Linked DNA regions of Homo sapiens: regions 1 and 3 are each linked to region 2. The links are chromatin loops, found by intact Hi-C in ENCODE. Cell type or tissue: PC-3. All regions are shown on one strand.

What was found. A loop is a pair of places that touch in the nucleus more often than their neighbours do. Peaks named below come from ENCODE experiments on the same cell type or tissue, not always from the same donor. Only the 100,000 strongest peaks of a DNase experiment are listed, where the experiment ranks them.
Region 1: it touches region 2 in a loop (3-fold over the local background); 43 of 110 quality-filtered maps call a loop at or near these places.
Region 3: a loop joins it to region 2, with 12 times the contacts of the local background. A loop is called at or near these places in 53 of 110 quality-filtered maps.

The regions. Positions count from the first base shown.
Region 1 is chr7:106,149,566-106,157,565 of GRCh38, reverse strand. No RefSeq gene overlaps it. Among named protein-coding and RNA genes, the nearest start is that of SYPL1, 41 kb to the right of the region's middle. RefSeq lists an enhancer at 1,202-1,351 and a silencer at 2,285-2,334. In PC-3, a CTCF peak has its summit at 3,527 (motif pointing right); a DNase peak (open chromatin) is centred at 3,525; H3K4me3 peaks cover 508 bases.
Region 2 is chr7:105,647,936-105,655,935 of GRCh38, reverse strand. All of the region lies in intron 4 of ATXN7L1 (ataxin 7 like 1), which reads left to right. Among named protein-coding and RNA genes, the nearest start is that of EFCAB10, 70 kb to the right of the region's middle. RefSeq lists enhancers at 1-361, 2,533-3,256, 6,555-7,754 and silencers at 80-374, 7,765-7,981. In PC-3, CTCF peaks have their summits at 3,196 and 3,409 (motif pointing left); DNase peaks (open chromatin) are centred at 3,385, 5,455, 6,005 and 6,965; H3K4me3 peaks cover 3,061 bases; H3K27ac peaks cover 3,610 bases.
Region 3 is chr7:106,005,696-106,013,695 of GRCh38, reverse strand. It overlaps CDHR3 (cadherin related family member 3), which reads right to left. Exons shown (of 19, transcript NM_152750.5): 9 at 665-836. Among named protein-coding and RNA genes, the nearest start is that of CDHR3, 46 kb to the right of the region's middle. RefSeq lists a silencer at 3,946-4,135. In PC-3, CTCF peaks have their summits at 3,828 and 4,028 (motif pointing right); a DNase peak (open chromatin) is centred at 3,935.

The DNA.
Region 1 (8,000 bases), 500 kb before region 2:
GCCTTATTTCTATCTATACTACTTGATATTTCTTGGGCTTTCTAAATCTGATGAAATCTGCTTTCATCAAATTTGGAAAATTCTCAGCCATTGTCTCTTCAACATTACCTCATTGACATTGTCTCCTTCTGAAACTCTAGCTGGTCATCTATTAAACACTCTTCTCTATCCTCTATGTCTTGTTACCTGTCTTGTTTTTGTGTCTTTGTCCCTCTGATCTATGTTACGGATAACTTTTCGAATTTATTTTCCCATTCACTAGTTCTCTCCTCAGCTTCATCTAAAATCTGATTTATTTAATCTATCCTTGGAGTTTTTATTTTCAATTACTGATTTTTTATTGTTAGAAATTTTATTTCTTTTGCAGATTTGCTTTGTGATGCCTTACAGTCTCTTTTCCAATCATATTTTCAAGTTGCTTTTATTTATTTAGATATATTACATATAACTATTGTATACTTTGCATCTGATGATTTTAATACTCATAGTCTTTAGAGCCTGTTTTGGATATCAGTTTTTCCAACTGGCCTTCAGTCAGGTGCCTCATTTCCCTTTTCTTTTTAAGATTTTTGACCTTGAAATGCTCACTTACTTAAAAGTAAAGAAATTCACCATAGGAAATCTCTGAAGCTGTCGTTCAGATTGCAATCCTCCAGGAAGTTTTTATGTTTGCTTCTGCCATTTTTCTGGGGACACTATCAACCCAGAAGCATTCCCTTTTTTTTTTTTTTTTAATTTGAGATGAAGTCTTGCTCCTTCTCCCAGGCTGGAGTGCAGCGGTGCAATCTCGGCTCACTGCAACCTCCATCTCCTGAGTTCAACCAATTATCCTACCTGTCTCCCAAGTAGCTGGGCTCGCAGGCATGCGCCACCACACCCAGCTAATTTTTGTATTTTTAGTAGAGACAGGGTTTCGCCATGTTAGCCAGGCTGGTCTTGAACTCCTGATCTCAGGTGATCTGCCCACCTCAGCCTCCCAAAGTGCTGGGATTACAGGCATGAGCCACTGCACCCAGTCTCAACCCAGAACCATTCTAAATGTAATTATCTGTTTGAGGTTTTGTTTTTTACCACATAGGTTACGTAAATTTGGACCACAACTCTGAGAGAGCCAGCTTGTCATTACAAATTCTCATGGGAGATATTTTTATTCCCTCTCGTCCGGTGTCAAGGTTGAAACAGGCAATTCTCCTTACTATCCTCTTCAGCGTATTAGGTTTATTTCTTGCTCACTCCTGCCATCAGATTGTAGCCTGTTGGGTTCTCATCCTTAGGCAGAAGAGTCTCCTAACAAAGACTCACTCCTTGGGCAAGCCCTAGCCTCATCGTCTACCCTCTGATCTCCCCTGCAACTATCAAAAAGGAAGCTGAAAGTCTCCTGTCTGTAGCGGAAACCCTCGGTATTACTTCACAGAATTCCTGCTTCCTTCTTGTTTTTTGACCTCTCCAGATTTCTTTCAAAGAAGCTCAGCATTACATGTTTTAAATATGTTGTTTTGTCTAGCATTTTGCTTCCAGTTTTCCAGTGGAAGATAATTTAGAGTGTTTAATCTTCCATATGGACAGAAACAGCTATCCCACCCCATGAGGAGTAGGTCACTGGAAGAGTGGCAGGTGGGGTAGGGGTCCTCTGATTACGTCCACAAGTGGCCAGTGGCCAGTAGTTCTGGGCCACTATTCCTGGGGCCAGTTTGGCCTCTGCAAGATTCTGAGAGAGCCAATTACTAAGGGCTCAGCCTTAGGAGGATGTGACTATCCAAAACTACACAAGATGCTTAGAATTACCTTTTTCTAAAGAACTGCTGCCATGGCAAAGCTTCTCCTTATAGATGTATTCTAACTAACAAATGAAACAACAAAGAGATTATTGTTTCCGAATATCACCGTTTTGCAACGGCCAATGAGTTAGTCCACGTAGACATTGAGAATCGATGGCTGCTAACATCATGCACATAAAAGAGAGATTACGAGATGAAAGAAGCCTCACCACCTAGCATCTTACCAAGGGCTCAAGCCTGAAGGTGAGCCAGCCTCTGGATCCAGCTGCCCATCTGCAGGATCACAAAGGTCAGAGGAACATGAGAGATGACCACGTACACGCAATCTAAGATCCAGATCACAGGTCAAGTGGCCCAGATTCTTAAGCCCATACATTTAAAGGGAAAGGAAAAGATGGAGGGGAACACGTAAATTAAAAATAACTTGAGGACACATGACAATATTCAAAAGGAGGAACAATATTAAACTACAGTGTCTATGGCTACACATTTAGATGACAAACTAGAAAGAAATGCAAATAAGTAATTGCTATAAAAGTCAGAACGGTGGTTACTTACGGGTGTGGGAGGCTGCTGTGTTTGGGTGTCCACGTTGCAATCATTAAGCTATACTTGTCTTTTGTGTGGTTTTCTATAGCTGGTTTTATTTCATAGTAAAAAGGGTTTTGTTAAACAGTCAGAAGGGGGCAGTTATTCCTATCTCAAAATATTATCTCACTGCTCAGTCTTTACTGGTCCAACCCTACCTGAAGTATTCAATAGCTTTTTGAATTAGACTCTAAGGAACCCAAGGCAACCTGACAACACTCTTTCCAAACATATGGGCACAGATACACAGTTCTTTATACACACACACTTACATATACACAGCATTCTTCCCTCCTGCTGAGACCTCATCCCTCTTGTCCTCTCCCCAAAATGTTGCACCTCCTCAGCAGCCTGGCTGCATCGGCTGCTTTTCCACAACCTCCCTGATCTCTAGCTGAATGTGAGCCTATCACTATCTGGTGCTCTCTCATGGGATATATCTGGATCTGTCTCATTTTGTAATGACTTCCCCTCCTTCTGAGTTATATGATTATAAACTCCTGCAAGCAGAGAGTACATAACTTGTTTCATGTGTCCCTTTTAGTATGCGCACAATATTTTGCACAATATGGCCATTGAGAAGCATTTCTTGTTAAGTACAAGAAATTTACGGTCTTTCTTGTCTGGTAATTAAGTTAAAAAGCAACTGATGTCTCTATCATTGCCTTTTTTTTTTTTTTTCTTTTCTGAGACAGAGTCTCGCTCTGTCGCCAAGCTGCAGTGGCACCATCTCAGCTCACTGCAACCTCCCCTCCTGGGTTCAAGCAATTCCCCTGCCTCCGCCTCCAGAGTAGCTGGGACTACAGGAGCGCGCCACCACACCTGGCAATTTTTTTTTTTTTTTAGTAGAGACGGGATTTCACCATGTTGGCCGGGATGGTCTGGATCTTCTGACCTCGTGATCCACCTGCCTTGGCCTCCCAAAGTGCTGGGATTACAGGCGTGAACCACTGCGCCCGACCCTATCATTGCTTTTTTAACAGTCATGTTGCTCATTCTGTGTTAACGGAGCATTGATTTTACTTAGCATTCAGTTCTAAGTCACAAAGGTCTGTAATTTGCTTGTCAGCTTCTCTCTGTTAACAGGCCAAAAAGAAGTACCAGGAATTGGCCAAAGCTTTGAGGATAAGCACTAGTGGTGTTGGCAGCGACATTCCAGCAGAGAGCAGCAGAGGGCTGAGCGCTGGGCAGCTGCCTGCTGCAGGGCTCCTTGCTCCCAGGAATGTATTTGAGAGATGAGGCAAGGCGGGCGGGCGCACCCCAGGAAATCTCCTATTTCAAGGCAGAAAATGTCTAGAATCAGAGAACAAGAAAAGCTAGAATGTACCATGAGCCTCTTTGATCTGAAAGAGATCATAGTTCTGATGGGATCTGTACTTGTTCTAAGTTCAGCCTCTGCTGGGGGTGGGGGTCAGCCTTGTTTTTTTGGTTGGTTGGTTGGTTTTGAAACGGAGTCTCTCTCTGTCGCCCACGCTGGATTGCAGTGGCACGATCTCAGTTTACTGCAACCTCTGCCTCCCGGGTTCAAGCGATTCTCCTGCCTCAGCCTCCCGAGTAGTTGGGATTACAGGCATGCACCACCACACCCAGCTAATTTTTGTATTTTTAGTAGGGACGGGGTTTCACCACGTTGGCCACTCTGGTCTTCAACTCCTGACCTCAAGTGATCCGCCCGCGTTGACCTCCCAAAGTGCTGGGATTACAGGCGTCAGCCAGGGCACCTGGTCTGTTTTTTGTTTTGTTTTAACATAACATCCTGAAGCAACCTTCCTCCTGACTCAGCATCTGCCTCCTGGAAAGCCACCTTCCTTCCTCTGAGGGGCAGCTTCTCCTCTGTTCTCTGAGAGAGGAGCCAGTGCTTTGATGCAGCCTTATGGTTTTTCTTTTGTGGACTGCCCCTAATTGCAGCAGTCAGCAAGTTCTTTGCAGGGAAGGGCTGACTCACCTGCATTTTGGAAGAAGCCATCCTTATTTTCAGGCACAGAGAACATCTATTAGCCCAAAATGTCTTCCAAATTTCAAGGAGTACATGTTTCAAAAGGAATTGTCATCACAGTTTTACTCCAAGCAGTTGGCTTCCAAGAAGCCTGTCTCTGGCCATTGGGGATGTTAAAATAACCTAAATTTGGCCTGAGGAAGCCTTTGCACCCAAGTCCTTACTTAACTAACTGCAGGCAGCCTGGCTTACTAATCTAATTGAAAGCCTAAATTTAGGAGTATGCTTTTGTAAAAAATAGCTGAGTCTCCGCCATCACGGCAACTGAGCTTCCTTCAATCCCTGGCTGCCAACGATCAAATAAGGCAAACGCTGAGCCGGAACCAGTTAAGCCCTATATGTACCTCACTTCTGTTTTCCGTGCATCCATAACACTTGATCACATTGTTGACCATGTTCTTAGAACCCGTTCTGAATCAGAGGGCTGCCTGATTCACATGTCATGTGTTTTTGTTTTCTGAGTTTTTGTTTTTTTCTCACTTAAACTCTGCTAAACTTGTCTAAGGTTTTTCTTTTTAACAGGGTCTCTGGAACTCACTGCTCAAAGATCTTCCCTCTTGTTTATTGAAAGGTGACAGGTCCCCTCTAAAAACTGCAAGGTCAAGTATGTCTGTGACTTTAGCGACTGTCAAAAGAATGCAGGCAGGCCCAACTGAGTGGGGACACAAGGAAATATAGGGGATGACAAACAAGAACCGTCAGCTCTTGTGCCAGCTTCCTACGTACCGTCTGTGTTGGAACAATCACCCAGGTACTGACAGGTGCCAGCCTAGCTGCAGAGCAGGCTAACCCCAACCCCACCAAGCCCTGAGGGTGAACGTGGAGCAAGAACCTGGCTCACCAACTACAGCAAAAGAACCGTCTTGTTGAGCAAACTCTTCCCATGGGACTGTATAATACCTTTGGTTTCCCAACTTTTTACAAATTTACCTTGATCCTGAAATCTCTGCAGCACTTAAAGATTATGGACTTTTCTGTGAGAATCAGAGCTTTTGGACTATGTGACAGTACTTGTTGCCTGCTCAAAGTCTATTCTTCCTCCTTCCTTAGTGAGAGAACTTTGGACAGTATGTTTGTTTAAAAAGAAACAACAACAAAAAACTGCATTCCAAGCCTCTTGCACAGATTAATGTCACTAAATATGCCGGCGAGCCTGGGGATGAGGCCTTTTGGGAGGTGCATCTGCCCCTGTCCCTGTCCGATCCTGACTGAAACAGGGACACGGCCACAGCAGGGATGGTCCAGCAGTCATCTTGTGAGCTCAGTGCTGACAGCCACCCACAGGAGTGGCAGGCATACACAGGAGGGGTTGACACCAGTAACCTTTTGGAGCCACCATACCTGCCTCAACTCCTCCCTCCTTCTGTTACTGGAGAAAATAACTGAAACATTTATTCCCTAATTTTCTTAAGTCACTGACATCAACCCCCACCACTATAAGTGGCAGGAGGTTACCCTGCCCCATGCATTGTAAGCATCCAGTTAACAGTCACAGAGAAAACCCAGATGGAAGAAAGACACCCTCTTGCCTTTCCCTGATCGAGATAGGCAGCATCTGTTTTTGTTTCTCTTCCCCATATTGAAACAGAAATAACATTAGAACCTTAGAGTAAGGGGGCCAGAGGGTCTGGAGAGAGCTTCGCATCTTAGAGGCTGGGCAGTGACCAACCTGTGTAGGGAACAGAGTGAGGCCCTACCATCAACGCCAACTCTAGGAGGAACACCCCAGCTGGCCTCCCTGCCCTGTCCTCCACCCCCACAAGTTACATCTGAAGTTGAGGGAGGTGCAGCCAAATGATGCTCCTTCTCTTTTTATTTAAATTGTAAACATAAACTCATTTAACCAGAAAGTTATGCAGATACATAGTACAAATACAAAAAAAAATAGAGGAACATCAAAAGTGCTAATAATTCCACCCAAAGACAATTTCTTTTTAAAGCTGCAGAAATAACCTTCCAGATCTTTTCGGATATACATATATACAAATACATATTTATCATTAAATGGGATAATACTATAGATAGAATAGTGTGATTGTAAGTGTGCAATTCCAACCCGTCAACAATACATTGCTATTTTAATGTAACTAGAGTTGCCTGCCCTTCTGTCTGGCTCCACTGACATACCAGACTTAGGTCTGCCCTCCCATGCCACCACCAGTCCATCTCCATTTCTAAAAGGGCTTGAGAGGTGGTGGCATCCTTCAGAGGATGGCTTTGAGACCAGAAGCTGAAGCTACTTCTCTGCACCAGTACCAACTGGCTTGGCTTGGGACAATGGTGGGCTGAGCATGCCGATGATTCTGCCCGACACGGACCATCCAATGCAGTTCACCCACCCCAGCCCCCAGCTTTCCCAAGATTGCATCGCCCTTCACCCTCTTCCAGTGCACTGAGGAGACATCTCCCTTTTTAGTTTCTTTCCAGTCTACTAAAGGTGTAAACTCATTGCTCCACTCCACTGGGGTCTTTCATTTTGGCTCCCCAGAAAACCGAATGTAAACGGTTTCTCCCCATATTTGGCCTCTGTAACAACTCCACCTCCAGCGATGAAGGGCCAAGGACCAGGAGAGATGGGAAGAGTGGTGAATGCCCTACCACAGCAGCAAGGTGGTCAAGCACAGAACAGGGCCCGGCCCGTGCCTCTGACTCCTGCCCTCTGTAACTTCTATGACCTCCAAAACGTAAGGTTCAAAGAACTAAAGGAGTCGAGTATATTAGATAACTATTAGCCAGGGGCAGAAAAAAGAGCTTTTATCTGAGGAATGCAAGTCCTTTTAATTATCAGGCCCAGAGAGACATTAAAATGAGACTACAATCATGCCCTACTCCCCACTTTGAGCTACGTATTCATCTCTTGAGACTATTTGCTCTTTCCACATTTAGCTATAAATTAACCTAATAATGCCACACCCCACACTAGAATCCACACCCTATAGCTTAACAATAGATAGCCATTCACTAATCGATATTTCTGTAAACCCATGAGAATTTCTGACAAACAATTTTGTGTCAGCCCATTTCCCATACCCCTTTTCTTGCCTTTAAAAATCCACTTGTGGCCAGGTAAGGTGGCTCACACCTGTAATTCCAGAACTTTGGGAGGCTGAAGCGGGAGGATTGCTTGAGCCCAGGAATTCGAGACCAGCCTGGACAACATAGCAAAATTTTATCTCTACAAAAAATAAGCCAGGCGTGGTAGCGCGCACCTGTAGTCTGAGCTACTCGGGAAGCTGGGGCAGGAGGATTACTTGAGCCCTGGATGTGGAGGCTGCAGTGAGCTGTGATCATCCCACTGCAGGCCAACCTAGGCAACACAGTGAGACCCTGTCTCAAAAAAAAAAAAAAAAAAAAAAAAAAAAAAAAAAAAAACCACTTGTAATCTCAGGAAAAAAAAAATCCGCTTGTAACTGCTGCTAATTGGAATGCATATTCAAGGCAACTTGAATCTGTGCTCCTGGCTGCAATCCTCAAATTTGGCCCAAATAAACTCTATTTGTATCAATTTTGCCTCAGGTCAACAGCCACAAACTAACTGCTTTTCTGAGTGCTGAGGGGCAGGTGGTAATGTTCAGACCATCATCATGGCCTGTGCCGAGTCTCCAACAAGTATAGCCTCTGCACCTCAGAAACACAAG
Region 2 (8,000 bases):
TGAGCCAAAGCAAAAGAAAAATCAGCAGGCTCCCTGGCCTCCCTGTGCATGCCCTGCAGCAGGTGGGGGAGGGCTCCCTCTCCCCAGGTAGGCGGGGCTCCTCTCCAAATGCTTGGAATTACCAGGCGGGTCTTCCCGGAGCAACTGGGGCTGAGGGAGTGTAAGCACTCTGGAAGTCTTCCCAACGCTTTATGGAGAGGGAAGCGATCACTGAGAGGCCCTGGCCAGATGCCTGTGGGAGAAACTGGGCGGCTTATCTCTTCCTGCCTGGTGCTGGCGTGAACTGGGGGCAAGACCAAGGCTCAGGATTGATGGCTCCCTGAAGACACAGAGAGTCGTCTCAGGCTGTGAAATACGAGCAACCCAAGGAGCCGCAGACACTGCAAGGACCCTACCCCTGTGACTGCCCTGCATTCCTCAGCAGGATTCTTGCAGTTGCCTCTCCCTGGCCTCCTTGCCCCTCACTCTGCCCATCCTCCTGTCCACCCCACACACCCCCCCAGAGTGATGTGAGCCCGTTCTGCCCACAACTCTTTGATGGCTCCCACTTGTTTGCCTACAGAGTAGAAGTTTAATGTTTTTGTAATGGACTTCAGAGGGAAGGGGTAAGAGAGGGTGGGAAGGTAGACAGACCAGAATATTGAAGCATGTGGGGGCTGCGGCTGGGGGCAGAGTGTCCCTTCCAGGACAGGGAGGCCGTGGGAATTTAAACATCTAAGGCTGCCTGCTCACTGGGTTTTCAGATGAGCAAAGGTAAGGACAATGGACAGCTCCTTGGGTGTAAATGCAGCCAACCTTGTGAAGTCACAGAAGTGCTCAGAAATAGGGAATCCAGCTTTGGGAGGAAAAGTAAGACCAAGACAGCTGGGGAAGGAAGAAAATGGCCTGAAGTGTCCAGTCACTGTGGCTCACGCCTGTAATCCCAGCACTTTGGGAGACTGAAGCGGGCAGATCGCTTGAGGTGAGGAGTTCAAGACTAATGTGGTGAAACCCTGTCTCTACTAAAAATACAAAAAAAAAAAAAAAAATTAGCCAGGCGTAGTGGTGTGTCCCTGTAATCCCAGCTATTTGGGAGGCTGAGGCACAAGAATCTCCTGAACCTGGGAGACAGAGGTTACAGTGAGCTGAGATTGTGCCACTGCACTCCAACCTGGGCAACAGAGCAAGACTCCGTCTCAAAAAAAAAAAATGGCCTGAAGGAAAGAAGAGGGATGAGCCACAGAGATTAGTAACCATGGTCCTTCATAGCTGCATAGCTCATTATGATTTTTAGATGTTTTGATAGCCCAATCCTATTTGAGCCTAAAGACTATTTTGTGGTGAAGATAAGAAAACAGAGCCCAAAGAGATGAAGCGATGGGCTGAGATTACATACACAGTGGGACAGCAGAGGAGCTGAGACTTGACCCCTGGCCTTCTGGCTTCCAGTGCTACAGTAAAGAGCACCACCCTCGGTGTTGCCTGACGTCAAGCTCTCTCTGCCCTTCATTTTGTGGAATGACCTGGGGCAAGCCTTTCTCAGCCTCAGGCTCCACATCTATGAAATTGGGGATAGAGATTAAACACGGTATTGCACGTGAGTGCATAACTCACTGCTCATGCATGGTAGGTGTGCAGCATGTGCCGCTATGAGCGGACACTTCACCTTTGTCATTGCACAATCTCTTCTCAGAAGAGGAGAGGCAGCACAGCCTGATCCCCACCTAAAGCATTTGTTCTTACCAAGCATTGGTGGGGTGCCAGTTTGGTTTTTATTGTGTTATGTGATTTAACTTCCACTGAGAACATTAATTCATTCATCAAACATTTATCGAGCCCTTCCTAAATGCTAGATAATGTATAGGCTGCTGGGATAATTCCAGAGCGACATGTATACTGGGACAGGGTTCCCATCATCAGGCAGCTCACAGTCTGGTCAGGACACATAGATGTAGAAATAAAACCTTGCCATAGGACATGATGAGTGCAGCAGAAACACCTAGGAAGGAACAGCAGGCACTGGGAGAGAAGAGGATGTTTCCTCCGGATCTGGACAGATGGGGGAGTGTTCACCTGGAGAATGGGGGAGGGCACACCAGCAGGAGAGCCCGGCCCACAGAAAGGCACAGAGCCAGGCCGGAGCACTGGTGTTCAAGGAGAAGTGAGAAGTCCAGCGAGGCTACAGGAGAAGGTGGCTGGGGCAGGAGGGGTGGGGTGGGCCAGGCTGTGAAGGTTACACTTGGACCTCTGGGCCTTGGGCAGCCCACAAAGACTTTCATGGTCAGATTTGCGTTGGTGGCTGAGTGCAAACAGATTAGAACACACAGAGAGGCCAAGCCAGAAAGGTTGCAAGCGATGCTGAGGCCTGGACCTTTTAACAGCTGTTTAAGAGGTGGACTTTGGTCAGACTGACTTGTGAGTGACTGAATTTCAGGGAAGAGCTGGTTTCTAACTGGATGCTGATATTGTTAACATAGAGTTTTTTGGTTGTTGTTGTTTTTGTTTGTTTGAGACAGAGTCTCTCCCTGGCTTCTAGGCTGGAGTGCTGTGACACGATCTCGGCTCACTGTAGCCTCCATCCCCTGGGTTCAAGCAATTCTCCTGCCTCAGCCTCCCAAGTAGCTGGGATTACCGGCATACACCACCACGCCTGGCTAATTTTTGTATTTTTAGTAGAGACGGGGTTTCATGATGTTGGACAGCCTGGTCTCCAACTCCTGACCTCAAGTGATCCACCCACCTCAGCCTCCCAAAGTGCTGGGATGAGCCACCATGCCCGGCCTGATATTGCTAACATAGAGATTAAAAAAGAAAAAGTCTATTTAATTTGGAACAAAGAATATCCTGAGTTTGCTGTAGGTCAGTGTGAAGATAAACTTTTTTTTTTAATATGGCAAAAATGCCATTCAGAATAAACCCTTGAGGGTTTAAAAAGAAAATGTGCTTTGTTTTCTGGATGGAGGTGGTTCAGGTGCAAGGCTGCCTGCCCAGAACCGGATTCTAATACAAAAAAGGAAAAAGCAGAGTGAGTGAGTGATGCCTGGGGGAGGGAAGGTGCTCCTGAGGGCTTTTCCTCTGGCAGGAAACTGGGAGCAGCAGGTGTCAGGGTACCTGGCCAGAAGCTGGAGCACTGATAAGTAGCCTGGGATGCTTTGCCATTTCCTCATCTTTCAGCGTGCTCAGAAAAAGCTTCTTGAAGGCCAAAGGCTTAGGATGGGAGCCCAGGGTCTCTGCTCAAGGTGCCAGCTCCCAGCCTTCCTGGCAGGGGGATGGAGGGTGTTCTGTAAGGAGTTGCCCTGTCTCCCCTTGGGTCAGGGTTTCCTCCAGGACTGTTGGGAAACAGTAACTGTCTGGGCTGTACTGGCTGGAAGGCACTGCAGAGCAGCCTACAGCTCGAACAGCAGGAACCAATGACCTCTGGTGGCTGCCGAGGGGAGTGCTCCCGCTTGTTGCTCCTGAGCGGAGCCTGTTCTGGGCCAGTGCTGGGGACAGGGTGCTTGGGGCTCTGCCTCACCCTGCACCAGCGCTCCCTGCAGAATCAAATTGCCTCCTAATCTCTACGTTCTCAATTCCTGCCCTCCCAGGCTCTGATACCATTTCCTTATTGATGTGAATTTCAATGGCCATTCATTGGAATTGTGTGGCTCTTCGTTCTCATTTGCAGAGGAAAGGCACTGAGCAGGTGCAGTTGATTAGGTCTAGGGTTATCCTTAAAACGCTCCTGGACTCCCTGCCCAAGGCTACACTGCTGCAGACACAGCTGGTCCCAAAGGCAGCCTGTGCAGCATCCTATGCCCTACTGCATGAGGGCTCGATTTTTCCTTTTTTATCTTCTCCTCTTCTCTGACTTGCTGACTTGTTCACAGTCCTAGGGCACTAGGACTCCCCAGGAATGTCAGGACACTTAGCACTCCTTATTCTCCCAGCAGGTTTGGAGACCACCTTCTGAGCTCCATGCCCTGGGAAGCCATGAATAACAGAAGTACAAGAGAGACTAACAGACCAGCAGGGAGACATGCGCTGGGGCCTCCTGCTTCCAGAAAATTGGAGCAGCCTAGAGGGGGGCTTATAGAGTTATTTCTCTGGGAGGCATCTTAGAACCAGCAGAGAGCCCCAATGCCTAACATACTTCAGGATTGCAGGAGACAACATGTTTGTGCATGAGGAGGCTGGAGTTCCTCCTTACTCCTCTTCCAGAATGTCCTATACAGATGGGACCTTTAACCACTAGTCCAGGCTTAAGCAGTGCCTAGAATACTAGAGATGGAGAAGCAGGTGGGCTTGTGAAGTAGGGCTGACAGGTCCTGGAAAAGGGCCATTGAATCTGGCCCCACCTCGTTCTGCTTTTCTTCCTCACTGCCTCACCCAGAAGGAGTCCTCTACTCTGCATGAATGTGGAAGGCTGCTGCTCCCACCCTCTGCTGGTGCTTCTGCCTCCACCCTGTCCACCCCTCCTTCCACGGTGGGACCAGAAGGGACTAAGGAAGCAGAAGTTTTCTGATGGTGACCATGATTTGCACCCCACATATATACCTTTCAAGTATCGGTGGATGAGAGCAGATGCTGGGATCCTCTGTGCCCTTTTGGTTTAGTTAGAGTTTATTGAGAGTCTGCTATGTGCCTGGCACTATGCTAAGCACTTGGTATCTACTACCTCATTTAATCACTTCAAATATCTCTTATTATCTTCATTTGACTGATAAGGAAACTGAGGCATGGAGCCAGGAAGGCCTGAGATAAGTTAGGCAGGGCAGCCACATATGTTTGTGTGGGCTTTGCACTGCATGAGACCACCCCACCAAGGCAGGACTGAAACCAGCACTCACTCCTTGCCAGGCCAGGTGTCCTCTTTCTCATTCTTAGAGTCCTGATAAGCTCACTGAGGCTCTGAAACCGGGTAGCCAGAAGGCTGTGATACCGTAATGCATCCAGCAACAGAAAAGGCAGGATTTGAGTCTAGGTTGGTCTGATTTGAAAGCCTATATTTCTAAGCCTTATCTAAGCCTTATAAACTATCTTCCAACACTCCACATTCTATAAATTTGCCAGAATATTGACAAGGCACAGACCTTCAATTCAGTCATACTTGTTCTCCCTGATTTTATTTGATTTGCTTCTGGCCATTTTTACAATTCTTCCAAGTCAGCTTGTTCATTTTTCCTCCCACCTAACTGACTCAGGAGGAAATCTCACATCATTGTTCTCAGCAGCTAATCATCTCTTAACCCAATTGAGGAGCAAAGTCTTGGCCCATCATCCAAGTCACTGATGAAGACACTATGACCTTCTTGGCCGGCAGTGGGTCCCTGTCGAGCTCTGCATGGTATCACTCTAGGCTGAAATTGAGCCCTGCTAACCCATTTTTCTTTTGTCTCTGCTGCCAGGACCACTCACCTGGTAACTGTGTGGTCTGACCACATTTCCCCAGTTTACTGAAGGTGTGTTATGTGGGAGAGAATCCAAAACTGTGCAAAGGCCAGGAGAGATTAGACACTATGCTTCCTCTCTAACCACCAGGCCTGACACTCAGCCACAGAATAATGTTAGATTTATCTGGCAGATATTCTTATTTACCATGCTCTGTGGTTGAATACCTGTTTTCTGTTTGCTAAAGGTGTTTACAGACAGGCTTTCTGAAAGTTTTCCCAATATTTTTCCAGACACACCGCAAAAATACCATTTATTCACTTGTCAGGATTTATGCAGTATCAACTGTATCTGTCATACCACGGTAGTAGGACTTTGTGTCTCTGTTATTTACCCTGATTCTTAGTGATTGCCTGCCCCTCAGACTTCTAGAATCTCCCAAGTACTTCTTCAACTTAAAGAATTTAGATTGGATATAAATAATTTCCTCATAGTAGCTGCCAAAATACATCCAAGAGAGCCAAATTGAATTCCTTCTCCAAGGGCATTTTAAAAGAGGGTAAATTCCTTTTTATTGGGGATGACTTAATGCTATCACTGCTTGGAAGCCAAGAGGCTGGGTGATATGGCCCTTCTAAGGCTCTGCCAGTGAGTCAGAGATTCTCAAAATTCTGCCAGGCCAGCAGCATAAGCACATAGGCTTTTGTCGAAGGAATTGGTGGAGGAAATCAGACAGCTGAGAACTCTCATCACACACAAAACCCACAGCACAAATACCATATGTCTTCAGGCTCCTGCCTGTCAAATTCATCTTTACCGTGCTCTGGTAAGTGAAGAAGGGCTGGCAATAATTTCTGCAGACCTAGAGACATTCAGAACCATTCTCTTAAGGCATTTCTGTTGATAATCAAAGAATATAGATCATGATCACCAGGAAAGCGTAGCTGGCAGGTGGGCAGCTGGCCCTGCGGCACATTGGTGGCTCTTGCAATGGCACCGTCATGAGTCTCCACCTCTGTTCTTTTGCAGACATCACTGGGCAGGGAGGGGAATCTACTTGATGCCAAGAGAACCATGTTTCTTAAAGCCAGAGGACCCGCCTTGATCTAGAAAGATAAATTCAGACAGGCCAAGCACAAAGGAAGAAGACGTGGGCAACTAAAGCAGCACAAAAGAAACAGAGGTAGATATCGCCCCCACGTAGCAAGGGGGATGAGGGAGGGTGTTCTCGGCATTGGGTTTCTTTCCCAGGACCGAGACAGAGGTACAGAGATGATGAGGAGAGAACTACTCCCAGCATATTAGACACAGCAGGGGAACAGGCTGCAGCCCTGAGCTCTCTGAAAGAGTTCATCCCAAGTGAACAAAACAGGCATTATGAAAGCAGCAGGGGAAGAGTGGAGACTCATCTTTCCCTTTCAAACACTGCTCCACAAAGAAAGGACAATCGTGAGTTGATAAATGCAACTAATTGTGCGACTTTGGGAAGTGTGCACATGCATCCTTTAGACTGAAGGGAAAGGAACTTTGAAGGGCTTTGGCTAAGCTCGGGGGTAACTGCCAGGCTTGTTTGTCACCTAAGCAAACAGTGTAATAAATTGCTGAGTCACCCATCAGGCTATTGCCAACTCACCACCCCCTCCCAGGTCTCACCACCTGCACATGGAGGTGTTTGCGTTACTGTGATTAGACACAAAGAAGATGGGAGATGCCCATACTGTGAAAGCAGGGGTTAGAACCTTTTGGATTCTTTCCAAATGGAAAAAAAAGTCCAACCTGTCATTCAGGGTCCACAGCCATCTGGAAGGGGCGTGCCCAAGGCTGGGACACTTTCCTGGCTGGGGAAGGTGACAGCAGAGGAAGTGAGGGGGATGCACACGGGGCCAGTGAGAGGAAGCAGAGGACAATTCCGAGACACTGGCTTCCCTGTGACTGCACTGTGGCTGCAGCATAGGCACACGCGGGATCTGTGTGTATGGGAGGTGGGGGGTGGGGCTCTTAATAGGCTCTTATGTCAGCTGAATGTTTTTGCTCAAAAAGCATCATCTCTGGGATTGGCTTTCCAGATTCTGTGGCACTATCCTGTGACCGTTTCCTCCTTTGCTTTCTCAGTTCAGGACTTTGGGGCTGTTGCCAGCTGTAGTAAAGAAAGGCTGGCCCGATGGCTAGCGTGTATACTGGGGAAGAGGATGGCAAGGTCAAATGCCTTTCCCACCATCACTCAGCTGCCTGCTTCTGTGTCTTCTCAGTCCAGGCCAAGGCAGGTTCCCTTAGAGAGAAAGCCCAAAGCTTTTGAGGGAGAGAAGGGACACCAAAGAAAAAAGTATCAGGGACAGCTCTAGGTTCTTCTCCTTCACTCTTCTAAGCCCTTCTCCATTAGCTAATGAACACCCTTAGAACACACCCAAAAGAGCGCAGTCTCCCTTCTCTCCTTCTGCCAAGTCCTTTTACCTCACATCAGAGGTGTTCACTCAGTGGCCCAGCCCCTTACCAACTCACCTGGTCTTTGAAATCTTTGAAACATTCTTGATCAGACTTTTTTCCCCAATGCTTCCCATTCTTCAATCCAGAGGACTGCACGTGAGGCTGTCTTTCCTGTTTCTGATGGGCTCCAATTTCGCATCCAGCTGAGTTCTGGAATCATTGACAGTAGA
Region 3 (8,000 bases), 360 kb before region 2:
AGCTGGGTGAGGGGAAGGGTAGCGGGTTGCTGGCTTCCCTCCCTGAGGCTGCTGCTTTCCCAGCCCTTTCATTTTTCTCTTCTCCTTCCCCACCACCTTCCAGCAGTAGCTCTGTAAGGAAAGGTCTAACTCAAATCATTGGGACCCACTTTTCATGCCCATCCTTCTTCCAATGCAGCTTTTGTCCCTTGAAGTTGCCAGGGAGGGGGCTTCCTACACATCCTCACTGTCTCACTCTCCTCTGGTCTCCAGTGGTTCTACGGTGTGGAATTTACCCAGACATACTCAAGGTCCTGGCCCTGCTTTCTCTCACCTCACAGCTCTATGGGCCGGGAATGAGCATTCAAATAAACAAAAGTGCCTGAGCACAGAGGGCACTGACGTGTCTGTGAAGGCACGCTAAGCAGGCACACAAACTGCATGCTATGCAAGGAAGAATCCAGTCCTCAGCAGCCCAGGCACAACTATGTGTAACAAATGATTCCTGGAACCAGGGTAAAATAAAGAGCGAATGGGGAACACAGACTCACTATTAAGCCTGTCAGTTACAGTCGCTCTGAGAGGGGGTTACCTTGGAAATTTCTCTCTATGGGGCAGCAAAAGCATGATGCATGTTGGACCAATTCCCGATGCCCTTTTAATGATGCAATGACCATTAACTGACCACAATCTTCCCAGAGCCAGCTGGATCCTGTAAAAATCTGCTGCCGCTCCCCACTCCAGATGGCATGGTGAAGTTGAATCTGTTGTTTGGTGCCTCACTGTCATCATCAAAGCAGAACTTGTTTAGGTCAAGAAGCAACGTCCCCTTGGCTGTTCTTTCCGGCACCATAATGCTGGTGAAAAGACACAATCCAGTATTTCCCCCAATAAATGGTAATCGACTGTTCCTTCTCACATGGGCCCTGGGCTAGACACCTCTACTTTAACTGCAATTCAAAGTAAGTCCATGGTCATTGCAGTCACCTCCTAACTGGTCTCCCTGATTCTGCCCTTGCTACCTTTTGGGCTATTTTAAACACAGCGGCCAGAGGGATCCTGCTAACATGTTGTCAGATCACGTCACTCCTCTGCTCCTAAGTCCCAAATGGCTCCTCATTTCACTCAAAGTCCCACCTTTGATCTGCAGGACGCTTCATGACGTGCCCTCCTTTTCCTCTCTGAACTCGTCTCCCACTAGCTCTTCTCCTTGTTCACTCTCCTCCTGCCACTCTGGCCTTCTGGTGCTCCCTGAGCTCTTCATGAGGCTCTGGCCTCAGCTTCCCTGCACTAGCTGTGGAATCCTCTCCCCACAAATACTCACGTGACTCCCACTTTCACTTTCTTTCATCTATCTAATCAAATGTCACCTTATCAGTGAGGCTACCCTATCTAGAATGGCAATGTTCCCTGCCCGGTACTTCCTCTCCTATTCCCCTCTTTATTTTTAATTCCTAGCACACATCATTATCTGGTACACCATATATTTCTCTTATTTATTCTGCTTATTTTCTATTTCCCTCCTAGAAAGTAAACTCTATGAGGGCAAAGATCTTTGCTTTTTTCTTGGCACACTCAATAAGTATTTGTTGAATGAATGAACAATAGACTTATAAGACTAGCACAGTAGTGAAGAAGAATAGAAGAGAAATATAAATTTTACGTCCTGCCTGAAGGAGTTTCTAACTGGGCTAGGGAGAATCCCTGTACCCCTCATTTCCCATGCTTTGAAGATTGAGAATTCCTTGACTTCTGTTCTAGTGGCTTCAATGGCCTAGAAGGGCCTCCTAACACCTTTATATTATTCATCCAAAAGAGATTTATTAATGATCAAATTCGGGGGTCTTGATCTCAGTAGACTCCAGGGTTTAGGCAAATAACACAAATGAGTAAAGCTACCCCCAAACTCAGAGCCTTCCGATCAAGCCCAGCTTGCTGTAGGAGGCTCTGAGGAAGACCAATGAACACCTTGAGACTTCCATTCATTGAGGGGCTTTCTCATGTCTCCAGGTTTCAGTTCCTCCATCTATAAAATGGACATAAATGATATCAATTAGTTTTTACTACATAACACACTGTCCCAAAACTGAGTGAATTAAAACAACAAGCATTTATGGTTTCTCACAGTACTATAGGTTTTCCCACAGTCCTTTCGGTTTTAGTTTGGCTTAGCTGGTCTCTGTGGTCACTGACAGCTTGGCTGGGGCTGGACAGTCTAGGATGGCCTCACTCACATGCCTGGTGGTGGGAAGGTGCTTGATTTCTGCTTCTTCTTGTCCTCATCTTCTAGGAGGCTAGTCTAGGCTCATTGCATGGAGGTCTCTGGTTCCAAAAGTAACAAGAGAGGGCAAGTCCCAAGGCACATGCATTTTTCAAGCCTCCGTTGTGCCATGTTTGTGAATGCTCCAGTGGTCAAAGCAATTCACGTGGTCAAGCTCAGATTCAAGGAGACCCATCTCTTGATGGAGCTAATAGCAAAATCACATTGCAAAGGAGCATGCATAAAGAGCAAGCAGGGAGGAATTTGCGGCTTTTCTTTCTTTTTTGTTTGTTTTGGCTACCTATCTTAATCATATTTTGCCTTGGTAGAATTTCTTACAAAAATATATCGTGGCTGTCATGAGAATGTGCCTGGAAGACCTTTAACCATGAGAGCATAACTGACCATCGGCCTCAGCTGCTGGGCTCTGAAATCCATCACTGTGTTTGTGGTGAGGCCACGTACCAACAACTGGTCATGGCAAAGATACTAAGGCTCATTCCTGTCCTATGTCAGTTGACACTGGCTCCAGGACCCCCAATGCCCTAGCTGAACACTCCTTAACTGCATGGCAGCCTAGAATATGTCCAACTACCTTTTCTCCCTCTTTCCTTCACTCAGATCAGCCTTGCATCATGATCTGATGACTTGCCCAGCCTTGTCCATCTCTCTCCCCATTTTCTGCCACAGGCATCTCCCCTAATAATAGCCTTGCACATTTAATCCCATCTTAGCATCTGGTTCTTGGAGCATACACTTCTCTCTGCAACCAAACTCTGTTCCCTTCTTTGTTCCACATCCTCTTTTCATGGCAGATAAAATCAGCTCTGGGCTCAGTGCATACGGAGCAAAGTCTGACAGCAAGAATGGTCATGGGCCACTGAGGATAACAGGTTTGCTTGCTGGAGCGTGTAATGGAGTCTCCACGATGCCTCATTGGCAAAGATCACCTCTGTATTTCAGCAGGATTGGAGTCTGAACATTCCTGCCTTGATTGCACAATGTCATGGTTTCATTCATAGGGACTTAGAAGAGACACCACTTATTAAACACCAACTGCATGCTGTATCATACCAAGCACTTTAAAAACACTATCTCTAATTTCCTCATCTCAGAGAGGTTTGTATTCTTGTCCCCACTGCACAGGGGAAGAAAGAGTGGTTCCGAGCATTTTCAAGGCCTGTCCAGGAAAGTGGATGTATCCAGACTTGATCCTCTGCAGTGTTAGAGTCACTGTAAACTTTAACTTCCATGCATAAGTATCCAGGCTCACAGATGGTTTGGGGATCTAAGCCTTGATTTCAACTCTGCAGAAGCCAGGAGATTGCATCATTTAAAGAATCCAAGGTCCCGAAGCCAGACATTTCAGGCACTCCAACAGAGGCCTCCTCACTTGGCCCTCCAGGGCTGCTTGGCCTGTTCTCTCATTCGTCCCTGACAGTTGGTATTCTTCCCCTAAACGCCTAACTTGGAAAGCCACTCCCCTCATTCAGCAATCCCTGCCTCAAAAGCGAGCTGCCCTCGCTCCCAGCCATCAGACCATGTTTCTCTCCCCATGCAAAGTTGACTGTGTCCAGCCCATTCTGAATCAGCCAAACTGCTCCGCCTCTTGCTCACAAACAGCTTGCAAAGCGCTTTCACTGAATCGCCTGACAATTTACAACCAGAGCGGGGGTTGTCACGTGCCTCGGATGCCTCCGTCGGGCCCTGGGCTCATTCATCATCAGCCTGGGAAAGCCTCAGGGGCCACGGTACGAAAGGCTGGGAGCCTGCAGGAGCCCGCGCGGGCAGCAGGGGGCGCCCGCCTCCTCCACGCCGCCCTCCTCCCTGCGGGAGCACAGCACACCGCCTCCAGCAGCCGCGCTGACCTCACCCGCTCTGCCACCTGCTCTCAAGAACTCCACAGCAGAGACCGCGCCCACAGCCTCCAAGGAAGGAACAAACATTCAAGAGCAAGTGTCAGAGACTGTGGCAGAACCATGCCATTGTCACTTTGTTCTGTTTTGACCTGCTTGCGTGCTTGGCTTTGACATAGTTGGACTGGAGAAGGTATAAGGCTGGGAGGATGGCGGGTGCTGCAGGTCAGGGCTTCTCAGCCCTCTCCGCACCCGCCCTTATGCAGCCTTGGGACGCGAGGCTGGGCTTTAGGCTGAAGACCTCCGCCCCTGGAACTGCAGAGGAGGGGTCCCTTTCGTTGCCCTTCCTCACATCTTGGCGTTCATAGGGTGGCTGAGAGTTCCTCCCGCTAGAAGAGCCCAAAGAGGGAACTTGAGCCTTGGTTAGATTATCTTCAGTAATAAATGCAGTTAGTCCAGCTACGGATTTCACATTGGCCTTCAGGGCTAATCTGGAGGGAAGATTATCAAGTGCAGGACTCTGTTTGGTCTTGCCTGGACAGTCTAGGATATTCGAATTGCAGTTTCACCAGCTAATATGGAACACAGTCTGCAAACTGTCCTCCCATACTCCAGGGGACTCTGGACTGCAGGAAGCCAAATATACAATTAACAGATATGCACTGAAGAGAGAAAATGGACAAGGAAGATTTGAGACAGCACAGCCCTCTCCAGGCATTCTCACTTCTTAACCTTCACCCCCTACCTCTTAGGGCAGAGGAACAAGGAAGAGCAGGAGGGCAGAAGAGGGCAGGAGCTTCCCAGGATGTACTGGAACCACCCAAGAGTTCTAGCACAGATTTAAAATGTCAAAGAAAGTGTAAGTGTGATGCTGCAAATTGTCTCCACTCCATCCCCTGGGCCCAGACATCTCTCAATTTATGCACGTAAAGGTGTGGAAGTCACAATCCTAACTACCCATGCAGCTGTCCCCACCCATCTAATGGACTTGTAGGGCTTAGGTTGGGATAGGAACCTACTACATGCTTAAGATTGTGACTGACGTTATTGGGGTGTCAGCAGGAAGCAGCTGGTGAATTAGGATCATTCTAGGAGGGGTCAGTAAAGGGACTATGAAGAAGGTGCTCACAGAGTATATGGAAATCTCATCAGATGGTGCAATATCTCAGGGCTCGTGAGAGTGAAGCACCCTTACCACCACTAGGCCCAGGGAAGCCAGTGGAGGAAGCAGGTCCTGCGACAGAGAGCTGCTTTTGGGAATGGAGATCTTCAGGCAGGGAAGGGATGCACCCAGCTCACAAAGAGAGAGCCTGACCCTCCTCTCCTTCTCTTTCCAGGACTCCCCATTGGCCAACTAGAAGCTGGAAGGCAAGGGAGTTGGTTGGTATCTGATATGGTTTGGCTGTGTCCCCACCCAAATCTCATCTTGAACTCCCACATGTTGTGAGAGGGACCCAGTAGGAGGAAATTGAATCATGGTGGCAAGTCTTTCCTGTGCTGTTCTTGTGATAGTGACTAAGTCCCATGAGATCTGATGGCTTTATAAGGGGGAGTTTCCCTGCACAAGCTCTCTCTTTGCCTGCTGCCATCCACGTAAGACATGACTTGCTCCTCCTTGCCTTCTGCCATGATTGTGAGGCTTCCCCAGCCACGTGGAACTGTAAGCCCATTAAACCTCTTTCTGTTGTAAATTGCCCAGTCTCGGGTATGTCTTTATTAGCAGTATGAAAATGGACTAATCCAGTAAATTGGTACCAATAGAGTGGGGCTCTGCTGTAGATACCTGAAAATGTGGAAGCAACTTTGGAACTGGGTAACAGGCAGGGGTTGGAACAGTTTGGTGGGCTTAAAAGAAGACAGGAAAATGTGGGAAAGTTTGGAACTCCCTAGAGACTTGTTGAATGGCTTTGACCAAAATGCTGTTCATGATATGGACAATTAAATCCAGGCTGAGGTGGTCTCAGATGGAGATGAGGAACTTGTTGGGAACTGGAGCAAAGGTGACTCTTGTTATGTTTTAGCAAAGAGACTGGTGGCATTTTGCCCCTGCCCTAGAGACTTGTAGAACTTTGAACTTGAGAGAGATGATTTAGAGTATCTGGTAGAAGAAATTTTTAAGCAGCAAAGCATTCAAGATGTGACTTGGGTGCTGTTAAAGGCATTCAGTTTTATGAGGGAAGCAGAGCTTAAAAGTTTGGAAATTTTGCAGCCTGACAATGCGATAGAAAGGAAAATCCCATTTTCTGAGGAGAAATTCAAGACAGCTGCAGAAATTTACATAAGTAACAAGGAGCTGAATGTTAATCACCAAGACAATGGGGTAAATGTCACCAGGGCATGTCAGAGACCTCTGTGGAAGCCACTCCCATCACAGGCCCAGAGGTTTAGGAGGAAGAAACGGCTTCATGGGCCAGGCCCTGGGTCCCTCTCTTGTGTGCAGCCTAGGGACTTGGTGCCCTGCATCCCAGCCGCTCTAGCTTTGATTAAAAGGGGCCAAGGTACAGCTCGGGCTATTGCTTCAGAGAGTGGAAGCCCCAAGCCTTGCCAGCTTTCATGTGGTGTTGAGCCTGCGGCTGCACAGAAGTCAAGAATTGAGGTTTGAGAACCTCCGCTTAGATTTGAGAGGATGTATGGAAATGCCTGGATGCCCAGGCAGAAGTTTGTTGCAGGGGTGGCCCCTCATGGAGAACCTCTGCTAGGGCAGTGCAGAAGGGAAATGTGAGATTGGAGTCCCCACACGAAGTCCCTAGTAGGGCACTGCCTAGTGGAGCTGTGAGAAGAGGGCCACTGTCCTCCAGACCCCAGAATGGTAAATCCACTGACAGCTAGCACCATGCACCTGGAAAAGCCACAGGCACTCAATGCCAGCCCATGAAAGCATCCAGGATGGAAGCTGTACCCTGCAAAGCCACAGGAATGGAGCTGCCCAAGATCATGGGAACCCACCTCTTGCATGAGCGTGACCTGGATGTGAGACATGGAGTCAAAGGAGATCATTTTGGAGTTTTAAGATTTGACTACCCTGCTGGATTTCAGACTTGCATGGGGCCTGTAGCACCTGCATTTTGGCCAATTTATCCCATTGGAACAGCTGTATTTACCCAATGCCTATACCCCCATTGTATCTAGGAAGTAACTAACTTGCTTTTGATTTTACAGGCTCATAGGCAGAAGGGATTTGCCTTGTCTCGGATGAGACTTTGGACTGTGGACTTTTGAGTTAATGCTGAAATGAGTAAAGACTTTGGATGACTGTTGGGAAGGCATGATTGGTTTTGAAATGTGAGAACGTGAGATTTGGGAAGGGCTGGGGCAGGATGATATGGTTTGGCTGTGTCTCCACCAAAGTCTCACCTTGAATTCCTACATGTTGTGGGAGGGACCTGGTAGGAGGAAATGGAATCATGGGGGCAAGTCTTTCCTGAGTTGTTCTCGTGATAGTGACTAAGTCTCATGAGATCTGATGGCTTTATAAGGAGGAGTTTCCCTACACAAGCTCTATCTCTTTGCCTGCTGCCATCCATGTAAGATGTGACTTGCTCCTCCTTGCCTTCTGCCATGATTGTGAGGCTTCCCCAGCCATGTGGAACTGTAAGTCCAATTAAACCTCTTTCTTTTGTAAATCGCCCAGTCACAGGTATATCTTTATCAGCAGCATGAAAACAGTCTAATACGGTATCCATCCAGGTCAGCGTCTTGGAGCACAGAGCAGGGTGGAGACTGGATCTAAAGGGATAAGTCAGGGGTGCATCCAGAACAGAGTTTAACCGTTTTGATATCAGACTCGAGGTCACATGGATCCTTTAACATTATACTGGGCATGCCATTTGGGACAACAGGGAGACATTCATGAGTATAATAAAGGAATTTCTATTTCTCCTGCTTCTCCTAGGCAATCCTGGTCT